Linked DNA regions of Homo sapiens: all the other regions are linked to region 1. A link is a contact called in ENCODE Hi-C or POLR2A ChIA-PET data. All regions are on one chromosome and are shown on one strand. The core of a region is the stretch at or near the end of the contact, and the rest is flanking DNA. Distances in the headings are between cores, read along the strand shown.

Region 1 (2,700 bases), core at 110-2,609:
CAATAGAGAGACTACAAAGCCTCTCTACTTGTAGAATACAAGTACAAAGAAGATGCTTTAAAACATTTTCCAAAGCACACTTAAAATGTGACAATAGCTGCCGGTCACTAAGAAGCTAAAGGGAGATAAATTATCTTGGCATACAGCAACAGAATGGTTTATTTTAAGCAAAGACTAAAAGGAGTCTAATAAAATTATTGGGAGACCAAGGCTAAAAGCCACAGATGCAGGAAGAGTTGCAGCAACCAATCCAAAAAAGTTTAGCCTTTCACAAAGAGTAGAAAGGCCAGCTGTGGACTGTGTGTGGACTTTTAGGTCCTTTTGCATTGAAGATTAGGGTGGCCTCCCCCTAGCCTCGAAATAAAAAATCGTCTCTGAAGCAGAGAGACAACAAGGCAGGGCATGAAGAGGAATCCAATCTATTTCTTGTAAATTAAATTCAACTCAACAAATATTTCCTGAAAATCTACTATGTGCAAGACATTGTGAACGATGCTTGCCTTACCTCAAAGGCTTCAAAATTTTATGGGAAAAGGGAAGCGAACGGGCTTCCCGGAAGTAAACAACCCAAGGGCGAATAGAAATGCCCTAAAAGAGGTGCCGGTCAGGCTTATCGGTTCAAAAGCAAGAAGGCTTTGGGACTCAAGAGTTTAGTCTCCCAAAGTGAGAGAAGTGGCGTTCAAGATAATTGCTGAAGAAAAGGCAGAGATATGGGGATGAAAGATAGGAAAGTAGGTGAACTTTAGGAAGAGCCAAGAGGGGCCAACTCTCGGTTCCCTCACAACTGCCAGTTTCCTCCCGCGCTCAGCCGACGTCACGCGCACCCGTGTCCGCGGGCAGGCGCCACGGTTCCGGACCAGACCTACCCCTCCTCTATTCTCCCCGCCCTTTCTCACCTCGGTCCAAACTCCTCGGTCTGCCCTGTCTGAGAAGAGGAGAAGACAATGCCGTCGGGAGTGAGCCCCAAAGCCCGCAACCTAACAGTCCCGTCAACCCGGGAGCCACCGGCGGCGGCCAGGCCGCATCTCCATGGCAACGCCGCCAAGCGCCAGTTCGAACGCCCGCGCTGTGGCCCGCGCGTCGCCAGTCCCGCACCGCCCACCAATGGGCATCCAAGGAATCGGTTGACGTTCGTTGACTTCTCCTCTGGAAGACCAATCAGAGGTCTGAAGAAACCGTGGGCGTAACTCTCAATTTCCGACCTTCAGCCAATCGTTCCGCTTGAGGGAAGATCTCGCGACGTTTCAGTGTGAGACGCGCACCTTTGAGGCGGGTCGAAGATCCTTCTGCCGAATTCTATTGATGGGCCCAAGCGTAACCAGGCTCTTCTGATTGGCCGGTGTACTTCAGTTTCCGTCCAAGGTCCGCCTCCTACCTCCTTCTGCTTCGGGTGAGTACCCTTAAGGGCCCACTTGATTTTAGTTCTCAGTGGAGGAAATGAGCCTTGGAGCGATGGGAATCTGCCTCTGGCAAACCTCTGGTCGCTGCAGGGCCCGAGAGGGATGCGCCCTCCTCTAAGTTGGCAGTGAGGTGTGGGCAGGCCAGGTCCCATCCGCTCTCAGGACCTCAGTTTTCCTGTCTGCACCGGGAGAAGGGAGGTTCCCTGACTCTGAGCCTTGCTTGTCCCCGTCGGAGTGGGGATAGGGTGGGTCGTCCAAATCCCAGAGGCGGGAGAGGTCCAGGTTTAGGGCCCAGAGGCCCAGGCGCCGAACCTTCCCCTCCCTGGGCCTCAGTTTCACTTGTTGCTACCCATTAAACCCCGCCTGCTTTCCAAAAGAGATTTTATGTTTTCTAATTGCTTCAGTTATTGAATGGATAATATCGTGGCAGTTATAGCAGAAGTAAAGAAAGTCGAACAAGAGCCCCACCGCCTTAAACAAACAAACAAAAAAGGGACAGCGTAAACAATGCAGGCCGGGTGCGGTGGCTCACGCCTGTAATCCCAGCATTTTGGGAGGCCAAGGCGGGCGGATCACGAGGTCAGGAGATCGAGACCATCCTGGCTAACACGGTGAAACCCCGTCTCTACTAAACAAAATACAAAAGTTAGCCAGGCGTCGTGGCGGGCACGTATAGTCCCTGCTACTCGGGAGGCTGAGGCAGGAGAATGGCATGAACCCAGGAGGCGGAGCTTGCAGTGAGCGGAGGTCGCGCCACTGCACTCCAGCCTGGGCGACAGAGCGAGACTCCGTCTCAAAAACAAAACAAAACAAAAAAAAACTGAATGCAATCAAATTGTCAAATGTAAAACGCTATTATAGAGTTAAGGTTAAGATCATTGATGTTAGGAGTCAGGCAGACCTACATTTGAGTCACTTACCCAGACATCTCTGAGCTATAGTTCCCTTTCTACTCTTCTGAAAAATGGCAGTAATGCCTCAGCGGGTTGTTGTGAAGATTAAGTGAAATAATGAAGGTAAAGCACTTGACACAACGCCTGGCGAGTAGTAACTTCTTAAAAAATGGTAGCGGCCGGGCGCGGTGGCTCACGCCTGTAATCCTAGCCCTTTGGGAGGCCGAGGCGGGCGGATCACGAGGTCAGGAGATCGAGACCATCCTGGCTGACACGGTGAAACCCCGTCTCTACTAAAAACACAAAAAATTAGCCGGGCGTGGTGGCGGGCGCCTGTGGTCCCAGCTACTCGGGAGGCTGAGGCAGGAGAATGGCACGAACCCGGGAGGCGGAGTTTGCAGAGAGCA
Region 2 (2,700 bases), core at 61-2,560, 1.1 Mb before region 1:
GACAAATGCATACGAACAGCAGAGCCTTTCTTTCTGAAGAAGAGACGCCAATTCTTTTCCAGGGATGCGGACAGCAAGGAGGGAGCCTGTGTACAGTACATTACACCAAGGTTTGGTTCCCCCAACAGCTCCGTGAGGTCAGCAGGAGCCAGGGTTACCAAATCTACTTCACAGAGGAGAAACCGGATTCTTAGAAGAAGCCGTCCATCCCAAGGTCACTCAAAACCGCAGGATCTAGAATCCAGGTCTCCAGATTCCCAGACCCTTGGGCCTCCCCTAGCTGGTTCTAGAGAAACCTCATGGACTCAGCTCTCCGGTGTACTGACTTCATTTGGTGGTGTGTCAACTCCAACAGTAGGCAGACCCAAAGGGTGCCCAGAGTACAACGCTTGGACCCACGGCCAACTCAAGCGGCGCACACGGAGAAGGCACTCAGCACACGAGGAGCACCCCGGCATGCACGAAGTTCTGACTTATCACACACGGAGCAGTCGTAGACCACATGGCCCAATATATGCCTGACACAAAGGGCACAATAACTGCGCGGGCACACAAACACAACCAGGCCCACGACGTAAAGCACGGAGAAGCTCAAACACCCAGGATCGCACAAATGACCAGAGACAAAATACACCGGCCACATGGAAAAGTGTACAGACACAAGCCCGGGACAAAAGACAGTTCCACGGACACAACCAATAACCCACGCTTCCGGACGCCAGGACAAGCGCAAGGTCACACGCTTCTGGAGGACACGTGACTAAACCCACAGACCCCGCCGGGCTTTCGGGACCTGCATGGAGCCCACCTGGCGCCCGACACTCACTGTGGGTGACAGTCACGGTGAGCCCAGCTGCCGCCATTTCCTCCCTGGTCACCTCCTCGCTCCGGGTCGACTCCTCGTCCCGGGTCACCTCCTGGCTCCGATTCATCTCTTCGCCCTGGGTCGCCTCCTCACTCTGGGTCGCCTCTTCACTCCAGGTCGCTTCCTCACTCAGGGTCAACTCCTCGCTCCGGGTCAACTCCTCGCTCCGGGTCGAGCGGCGCCGGGTTTTCTTCTTCATCCGCGGCCTGCGAGCGCCGGCGGCGGCGCCCCTGGTGGGTCGGTCATGCCCGCTGGCAGTACTCCGGGCAGGTGGACGCCCAGAGGGAGGCGGACCACGCTGGGCCGGGGGCTCCGACTGGCGCGGCTCCCGGCCTGGCCGAAGGGCGCGCAGCCGGGAACCCAGCCGCTCCCGGTCGCCTCGCGGTCTCCGCGCCCCCCCGCGCTGAGCCAGGCCCGCACTTGTTGACCGCCCAGCGATGGAAGCTGAGCGCGGCGTCTCACAACCCCGCCCGACTACTTCCCAGCCCCGCCCCGGCCTGCCGGCCCCGCCCTCGCCCTATGCCGCGTTAGTTGCCTCCAGGCCCCACCCACTCAACTGAGGCCCCGCCTTGCTACAGTAAAACCCCTCCCACTCCTTCTACCAACACCCCGCCCCCTGCAGGCTCTCTCCGAGAGCACCAAGTCCTTTTGCTCTCCATCCCCGGAAGACCCGGCTGAAAATCCGGAAAAAGAATCGGGAAACGCCAGGAGGCATATTGCGCTTGCGCACGGAGGGGCCGGAAGTCGAGGCGGGAGTGACTCTGCTTCCGTTTCTGGTTTTGCTCTAGTGTTTGGGTTTCTTCGCGGCTGCTCAAGATGAACCGACTCTTCGGGAAAGCGAAACCCAAGGCTCCGCCGCCCAGCCTGACTGACTGCATTGGCACGGTGGGCATTTGATCATGCATAAGTAGGCTCAGGACCTCTGACACACCCGACCCCGCCCACCCCCAGCCCCGGGCCCATATTCTTCCACTTCATTTCGGGTCCTGGGCCCCTTACACGTCGTCCCTCTCTATCTCACCTTCTCCCCTTCATCCCTGTTACCCAAGTCATTCCTAACGCCACAAACCAGGGAACCCCTAACCCCATCACTGCCTTGCCCTGCCAGCACCCAACCCGTTTTGATGCCCATTGCCCGTCCACTCGCTCTCGCCTTGATCCTCTCACCTCACCCAGCCCTAGGCCCATACACCCTTCCCACCTCATCCTGCCTGATCCCTTACCCTTCTTCCATCTGTCATCCCCAGTCCACATCAGGACTCAGCTTGATATCCTAGGTCAACATATCTGTGCCTTCGTCCTGGATCTCAGTAACACAAAACTCAGAACCCTAGCCCCTCAGATTAAGCCACCATCCCCGATTTAGGGAATGGCATTAGATCTACAATCAGCTGGTTTCACTTGGCACTGGCCCATTTCATGTGCCTCTTGGAGGAACTCTCAGCCTGGCTAGTCTCTGATTCTAGGGAAATTCCAACTCAACTCAGTGATTCTCAAATTATTTTCTGCCCCAACCCACTTGAAGGCTACCTGGTATATCAGAATCGGGGCAGTGTGGCGGGGGGTAAGAGAATAATTTATAAAGCCCAGGGTTTCTGGTTGGGAATACCCTTCTTTGTGAACCACTGTTTTTCACCCTTCCCCTTAAGCTCCTCTTTTCTTCCTCTGTATTCCTTCCTCTCTACCTGCCCCTTCTGGAATAAGTGTATTGCAGTAACTACCAGTGCATTTGATATTTTCCCCTAAGGTGGACAGTAGAGCAGAATCCATTGACAAGAAGATTTCTCGATTGGATGCTGAGCTAGTGAAGTATAAGGATCAGATCAAGAAGATGA
Region 3 (2,700 bases), core at 201-2,700, 1.3 Mb before region 1:
GCGTAGCATATATACCAACAGACAAAGGCATGCCCTAACTAGCTTTGAAGCCTCACCTCCGGCTATTCTAGCTCCCTTAGCTATGGCTATATCCAATTAGTTGCAATTTCCTAAAAACATCATATTCTTCCACACCTTAGTATAGCCTTCCCCTGTGCTTTGTCCACTGCTCTCCTCCCATTTTCAAAACTCAGCTCAATTGCCACTTTCCCAAAGAAATTCTCTCTGATCTATCAGGTTAATATAGGAGGCTCTCCCCTACTGACTTCTACCTCATGGTTTCTCTGGCAGTCTGTTGACTTGTTTGGCTTCTCACTAAAGTCTAACTGGGGCTTTTCAACTCTGCATCTCCAGTTCTGTTTTTGTTTTAAATCGAGACGGGGTTTCACCATGTTGCTTGGGCTGGTATCAAACTTCTGAGCTCACGCAATCAGCCCACGCTGGCGTCCCAAAGTGCTGGGATTACACACGTGAGCCACCGAGCGTGGCAAACTCCATCTTTCTTGGTGCTAGATACTGACATACCTGCTGTGTCCCTGGATAAAGAAGCGGACCCCAATTCCCATTAAGCCCCCGTGGTACCATTTTCAAGTCCGAGGTCTTACGTTGCAGATTGTACATCCAGGTTCCCTGACCCGTAGGATTTAAAAGTGAGGTCAAATAATTAAACAAATTGTTTTAGTCAGACACTCTTGCGGCTACTCTGTAGCCAAACTGGGTGAAAACCTGACCAGAGGAGTCCACGGCCCTCTGTACATCAAAGACGGTCCAAACGTCTCACTGTTTAGCTCAGTCCCAGACACACTGAGCTCAATCTGCACGAATCAGCGAGGTCCAGGGCAGATAACATGTGTCTAGGGGCCTGGACTTGCACAAAAAGCCTTAACAACTTCACAATTTGATTAATTATGCCGCCTTGGACCACGCGTGAAAAACAGCAAGACCCAAGGCCTATGCTATTGGTCTGGGGACTAGACCCACCTGGCTCAAGCATTTTTTGCTCGCCACGTTCCCAAAAAGAGAAGAGGCGCCCGTAAGAGGGGGGGGGGGGGGGGCAAGACTGTTCCAAGAGCTTTCCCGTTCACACACAGCTCCCGCTGGGTCACTGTACTCGAGCCCTTCCCGCCCTCGCGGGCCCAGGCGGCCACCCCACAGGTTTGGGAACCCTAGGACTTGCAGTGCTCCTGGGCCATGCCCCACCAGCCGGAGACTTCCGCACTCTCAGGCTCGCTGAGTGGAGAAAAGGGCTCCAGAAGATTCCACGAGCGCCGGGAAGCCGCGCTAGCACCAACACCCACAAGGCCTTTCGGCGCAGCTCCTCCCGACCCGTGCGCCCCCGCGCCGTTGCCCAGGTAACGGCGGGGCGGTGGCAGCGGCCGAGAAGGGCGGGACTTCCGGCGGGTGACGCGCCCGGGTTCGGCTACAAAAGAGGACGGCTGCGGCGCGCCGGGCGGAACTTTCCAGAACGCTCGGTGAGAGGCGGAGGAGCGGTAACTACCCCGGCTGCGCACAGCTCGGCGCTCCTTCCCGCTCCCTCACACACCGGCCTCAGCCCGCACCGGTGAGTTTGAGCCCTCGCGCTGCCCCTAGTCCCCTGGCTGGCGCCATTGGCGCCGGGAAACCGATGGAGCCGCGGTCGGGAGGCAGTTGGCCGCGTGGGTAGGACCGCTGTCAGTTCCTGGGCCCACGATTTCCCTTTTGGAGGGCTGGTGTGGTGCCCTGGCAACCCATCCCCGGCACGCACAGTGAATGGGCCCGAGACCTTTCCTAGACCTCCCTCCTTCCCCAGCCTGGGATCTCCAAGGAGCTACTGTCTTCGGCTGCCCCTCCGTGCGCGCCCCCGCGGCCCCCCTCCCCGTCCGTGCTCGCTCGGGGTGGGGGGGGGGAGTGGGGTTGGCGACCCTGCGCACGCGCACAGGGAGGCAGGGGCGAGGGGCTGCGGGGGGAGCCGGGCGGAGACTGCGGCTTTTGGTTTCGCTTTCTCTGTTTCCCCTCCCTTTGTTTGTTGAGGGCTGGGCTTTCCCCACCGCCACTTGGGTCCAGGGTGGGAGGGAGAAAGGAAGGAAATCGGTCAGCGCCAAGTGCAAGGGGAAACCTGGCAGGTAAACTCTGCCAGCCTGAGGGGCGAGAGGGATTCGGCTGGAGAAGCTGTAAGCCGTGGGCGGTGGAGGGCTTGCTGTGTGGAGCCAGTAACCTGTTCTATAAACCACTCCCCCCCACCACTGTGTGCCCAGACGTCTTTTTCTGGAGAGTATATGGAGTTTATCAGATTTGCCAAAGACAGTGATAGTGTAATGACCGGTAGACTGAACATATCAGTGCTTCTTTTGGTTACAACTGTCACCGCCTCTAGGGCAAACGGGAAGAATCCAGATAATAGTTGTGTTATATTAGTATGGAAGCTTTGGTGTAGGAAAATTGGAACCAGCTGCTAGAAGGCGGCTCTCAGATTATTTCCCGATAATGATTATTTGTTTTGTCTGTTCGAGTTTATAGCTGAATTATCGCAGGAATTGTTACCTTTTTGGTGAAATTTAGGGAAGGTGGTGTTCTTATAATCGGATTTTGCAAAGAGATTGCTCGGCCTTAGCTCTCTTTTTTATTAAAAGCTACCAGTTGAAAGCCGGTTAAAGTTGCATTTTCTTATTTCAGGCAGTAGAAGATGGTGAAAGAAACAACTTACTACGATGTTTTGGGGGT
Region 4 (2,700 bases), core at 87-2,586, 1.4 Mb after region 1:
GGCTTGGACATTCATCCCTTTCCTAGCACAGACTCATATCCAATCCCTGATCCCTGAAACTGATCTAAGTTTTGCCTTTAGCACCAAATCCCCTGATGTTAACCCTAAATGTTGACCCCTAAGCCTAAAGTTCATTTATAATTTGATTCCTAACTCACGCTTTCACTGTTTATCCTTAACACCGACCATGCCAACATTCTTTAATCCCTCAAACAAGCTCTAACCTGATTCCTGTTGTTTGTTGACCCTTAACCTGACCCTGAACTCAAATTATGACGTATGATGGCCATCCCAGCAAACAAGATAATGACCGTAATCTAAACCTTACCTATCTAAAACGGACCTGACTCACACTAACTCTTAAGTTTTAACCCCAGCTTTTAACTCCTATAGCGACCCTTGATTCCTAAACGGACCCCACCTAATCCCCAACTCACCCAAAGCTTTCCTACCCACATGCCCGCTATCAGCTAACACCAAAGCCCGTCCCCGCCCTGCGCCCCGCTGCCACCCGACTCCTCACGCTCCCCAAAGCCTATCCCAGACATAGGACTGCTCCCAGGAAAGGCCTGTCTTCCCCAAGACGGCCTACTTCACGCCGAGCTCAAGCCGAGATGCGCTGGACGCTGACCTCTCCAACTAATAGGACCCGAACCGGACACGCAAGAGAGGCAGGGCCCGCCCGCCCCGGGGCCAGGCCCCGCGGCCCCACCCTAAGGCCCCCGCCCGGCCCGGTCTGGCCTACCTGCGCTGCCTGGCTCTGCGCCCCGCCCGCCGGCCCGCCGCCCCGCCGCTTCTCGGGTCGCCCTCGGGCTCCGGCCTCGCCCTCCCTTCGACACTCTCTCGGCCACTTCCGTCCTGGGAACGTCCCCCACCCGCGGGCGGCGCCCTGGGCCCGCGCTCTATGGTCGCGGGGGGCAGGCAGGAAGCTGCTCTGGCCCCGTTCTCGATGCTCGGGAGCCGCCAAAGCCCGGCAGCCCCTCCCTGGCAGGAAGCGAGGGTGCGGCGCAATCCGGAGAGGACGCCAGGACGACGCCCGAGTTCCCTTTCAGGCTAGAACTCTTCCTTTTTCTAGCTTGGGGTAGAAGGCGGAGCCGGAGCCCCGGAACCCCCGCCCTCGGGGTGCGAGGCGGCAGCAGGGCCGTCCCCTACATTTGCATAGCCCCTGGGACGTGGCGCTGCACCCAAGCCTCTTCTCAGTTGGAGGGAACTCCAAGTCCCACAGTGCCACGGGGTGGGGTGCGTCACTTTCGCTGCGTTGGAGGCTGAGGAGAATTGAGCCTGGGAGGCGGGTCCGGAGAGGGCTATGGAAAGCCGCCGGCGGGGAATCCCGGCCGTAGAGGGACAGTGGATAGGTGCCCGAGGCCTACAGCTGGCCTGGGGCTCGTGTCTGGGCTTCGGACGTTGGGGCCCGGTGGCCCACCCTTTCCGTAGTTGTCCCAAATGGAGCTGGAATTGGATGCTGGTGACCAAGACCTGCTGGCCTTCCTGCTAGAGGAAAGTGGAGATTTGGGGACGGCACCCGATGAGGCCGTGAGGGCCCCACTGGACTGGGCGCTGCCGCTTTCTGAGGTAGGTTGGGGTTCTGACTGGGGAAAGCGTGGGATGTCCATGAAGTCAGGTGATGGTGATAAGGTCAAGGCCTGTTCATTGGAACCCTGCGCAGGTACCGAGCGACTGGGAAGTAGATGATTTGCTGTGCTCCCTGCTGAGTCCCCCAGCGTCGTTGAACATTCTCAGCTCCTCCAACCCCTGCCTTGTCCACCATGACCACACCTACTCCCTCCCACGGGAAACTGTCTCTATGGATCTAGGTGAGTCTGAAATAAGTTTGCGGGGAGGACAGGGTTCATGGGCCTGGCTATTCATACTTTCCCTTTTGCAGAGAGTGAGAGCTGTAGAAAAGAGGGGACCCAGATGACTCCACAGCATATGGAGGAGCTGGCAGAGCAGGTACTTGACTTGATTTTCAGGAGATTACTCTCACATTCCCCAGGTGGGGGCAGGATTCCCCATTCCTCTCTGACATCCCCATGCAACTGCCGTCCACTTTCTTGTTACCCTAGGAGATTGCTAGGCTAGTACTGACAGATGAGGAGAAGAGTCTATTGGAGAAGGAGGGGCTTATTCTGCCTGAGACACTTCCTCTCACTAAGGTAAGACTCTCATTGGTTGAACAAAGGCTGAAAAGGGATTAAAAGTCCCAAGTAGGCAAATTCTGTTAACTTTATATCAATAACTTTAAAAAAGGATTGAGGTGAGAAACTTAGTAGATTTATTGCTAATAGGAAGTTGAGGCAGGTACACAATATGCCAGATGCAAGGGCAGATCCTCGTTTTTGTTGGGCTTATACAAATTTTGGTGTTCTGTTAAAAAAATAACTCAAAATTATCAGTGCAACATTAGTATTGGGCCTTGGAAAGGACTGTGTAAGTGAAGGGCCTTGACACTTCGTTGGCTTCATAGTAATCCACCTCTTGCTGAATGGTAGAACTGTTTAGAGAGTTCAACAGGGTTGGACTAAGCAGTACATGAATAAATGTAAAATCCTTAGTTTTCAGTTTTAAGCAATGAGTGGCAACTTCACAAGCAGAGTACTGGGGTACTATGATGAAATCAGTGCTCATTAATAGAAAGGTTACAGGAATATATATATATTTTTTGACAAGGTCTTGCTCTGTTGCCCAGGCTGGAGTGCA

Evidence for each region. A loop is a pair of places that touch in the nucleus more often than their neighbours do. ChIA-PET counts read pairs that join two places held with the same protein, here RNA polymerase II (POLR2A). Pooled maps may share reads with other maps.
Region 2: a loop to region 1 is called in a pooled map, with 15 times the contacts of the local background. The contact joins the promoter of BAG1 here to the promoter of NUDT2 in region 1. A Hi-C loop is called at or near these places in 8 of 50 pooled maps.
Region 3: a loop to region 1 is called in a pooled map, with 15 times the contacts of the local background. The contact joins the promoter of DNAJA1 here to the promoter of NUDT2 in region 1. A Hi-C loop is called at or near these places in 6 of 50 pooled maps.
Region 4: a pooled map shows a loop between it and region 1 (16-fold over the local background). The contact joins the promoter of CREB3 here to the promoter of NUDT2 in region 1. A Hi-C loop is called at or near these places in 2 of 37 single-sample maps with no recorded cell type and 11 of 50 pooled maps. POLR2A ChIA-PET finds 5 or more read pairs at or near these places in 1 of 52 experiments (activated CD8-positive, alpha-beta memory T cell).

The regions. Positions count from the first base shown.
Region 1 is chr9:34,328,210-34,330,909 of GRCh38, forward strand. NUDT2 (nudix hydrolase 2) reads left to right here and starts at 1,360. Exons shown (of 5, transcript NM_001161.5): 1 at 1,360-1,390. KIF24 (kinesin family member 24) reads right to left here and starts at 1,059. Exons shown (of 13, transcript NM_194313.4): 1 at 897-1,059. RefSeq lists enhancers at 726-785, 886-985, 1,073-1,580, 1,116-1,305.
Region 2 is chr9:33,263,398-33,266,097 of GRCh38, forward strand. BAG1 (BAG cochaperone 1) reads right to left here and starts at 1,311. Exons shown (of 7, transcript NM_004323.6): 1 at 827-1,311. The coding sequence starts at 1,277. It overlaps CHMP5 (charged multivesicular body protein 5), which reads left to right and starts at 1,652. Exons shown (of 8, transcript NM_016410.6): 1 at 1,652-1,750; 2 at 2,613-2,700. The coding sequence starts at 1,682. RefSeq lists enhancers at 320-369, 500-1,089, 1,620-1,859 and a silencer at 1,120-1,439.
Region 3 is chr9:33,023,823-33,026,522 of GRCh38, forward strand. DNAJA1 (DnaJ heat shock protein family (Hsp40) member A1) reads left to right here and starts at 1,451. Exons shown (of 9, transcript NM_001539.4): 1 at 1,451-1,561; 2 at 2,653-2,700. The coding sequence starts at 2,663. It also overlaps a transcript of APTX not described here. RefSeq lists enhancers at 291-886, 1,209-1,503, 1,481-2,075, 2,032-2,101 and silencers at 1,362-1,511, 1,792-1,931.
Region 4 is chr9:35,731,330-35,734,029 of GRCh38, forward strand. It overlaps CREB3 (cAMP responsive element binding protein 3), which reads left to right and starts at 1,337. Exons shown (of 9, transcript NM_006368.5): 1 at 1,337-1,572; 2 at 1,667-1,814; 3 at 1,886-1,953; 4 at 2,067-2,156. The coding sequence starts at 1,444. TLN1 (talin 1) reads right to left here and starts at 866. Exons shown (of 57, transcript NM_006289.4): 1 at 746-866. It overlaps MIR6853 (microRNA 6853), which reads left to right and starts at 1,593; the gene lies at 1,593-1,666. RefSeq lists enhancers at 423-472, 1,273-1,322, 1,373-1,462 and silencers at 653-942, 983-1,142.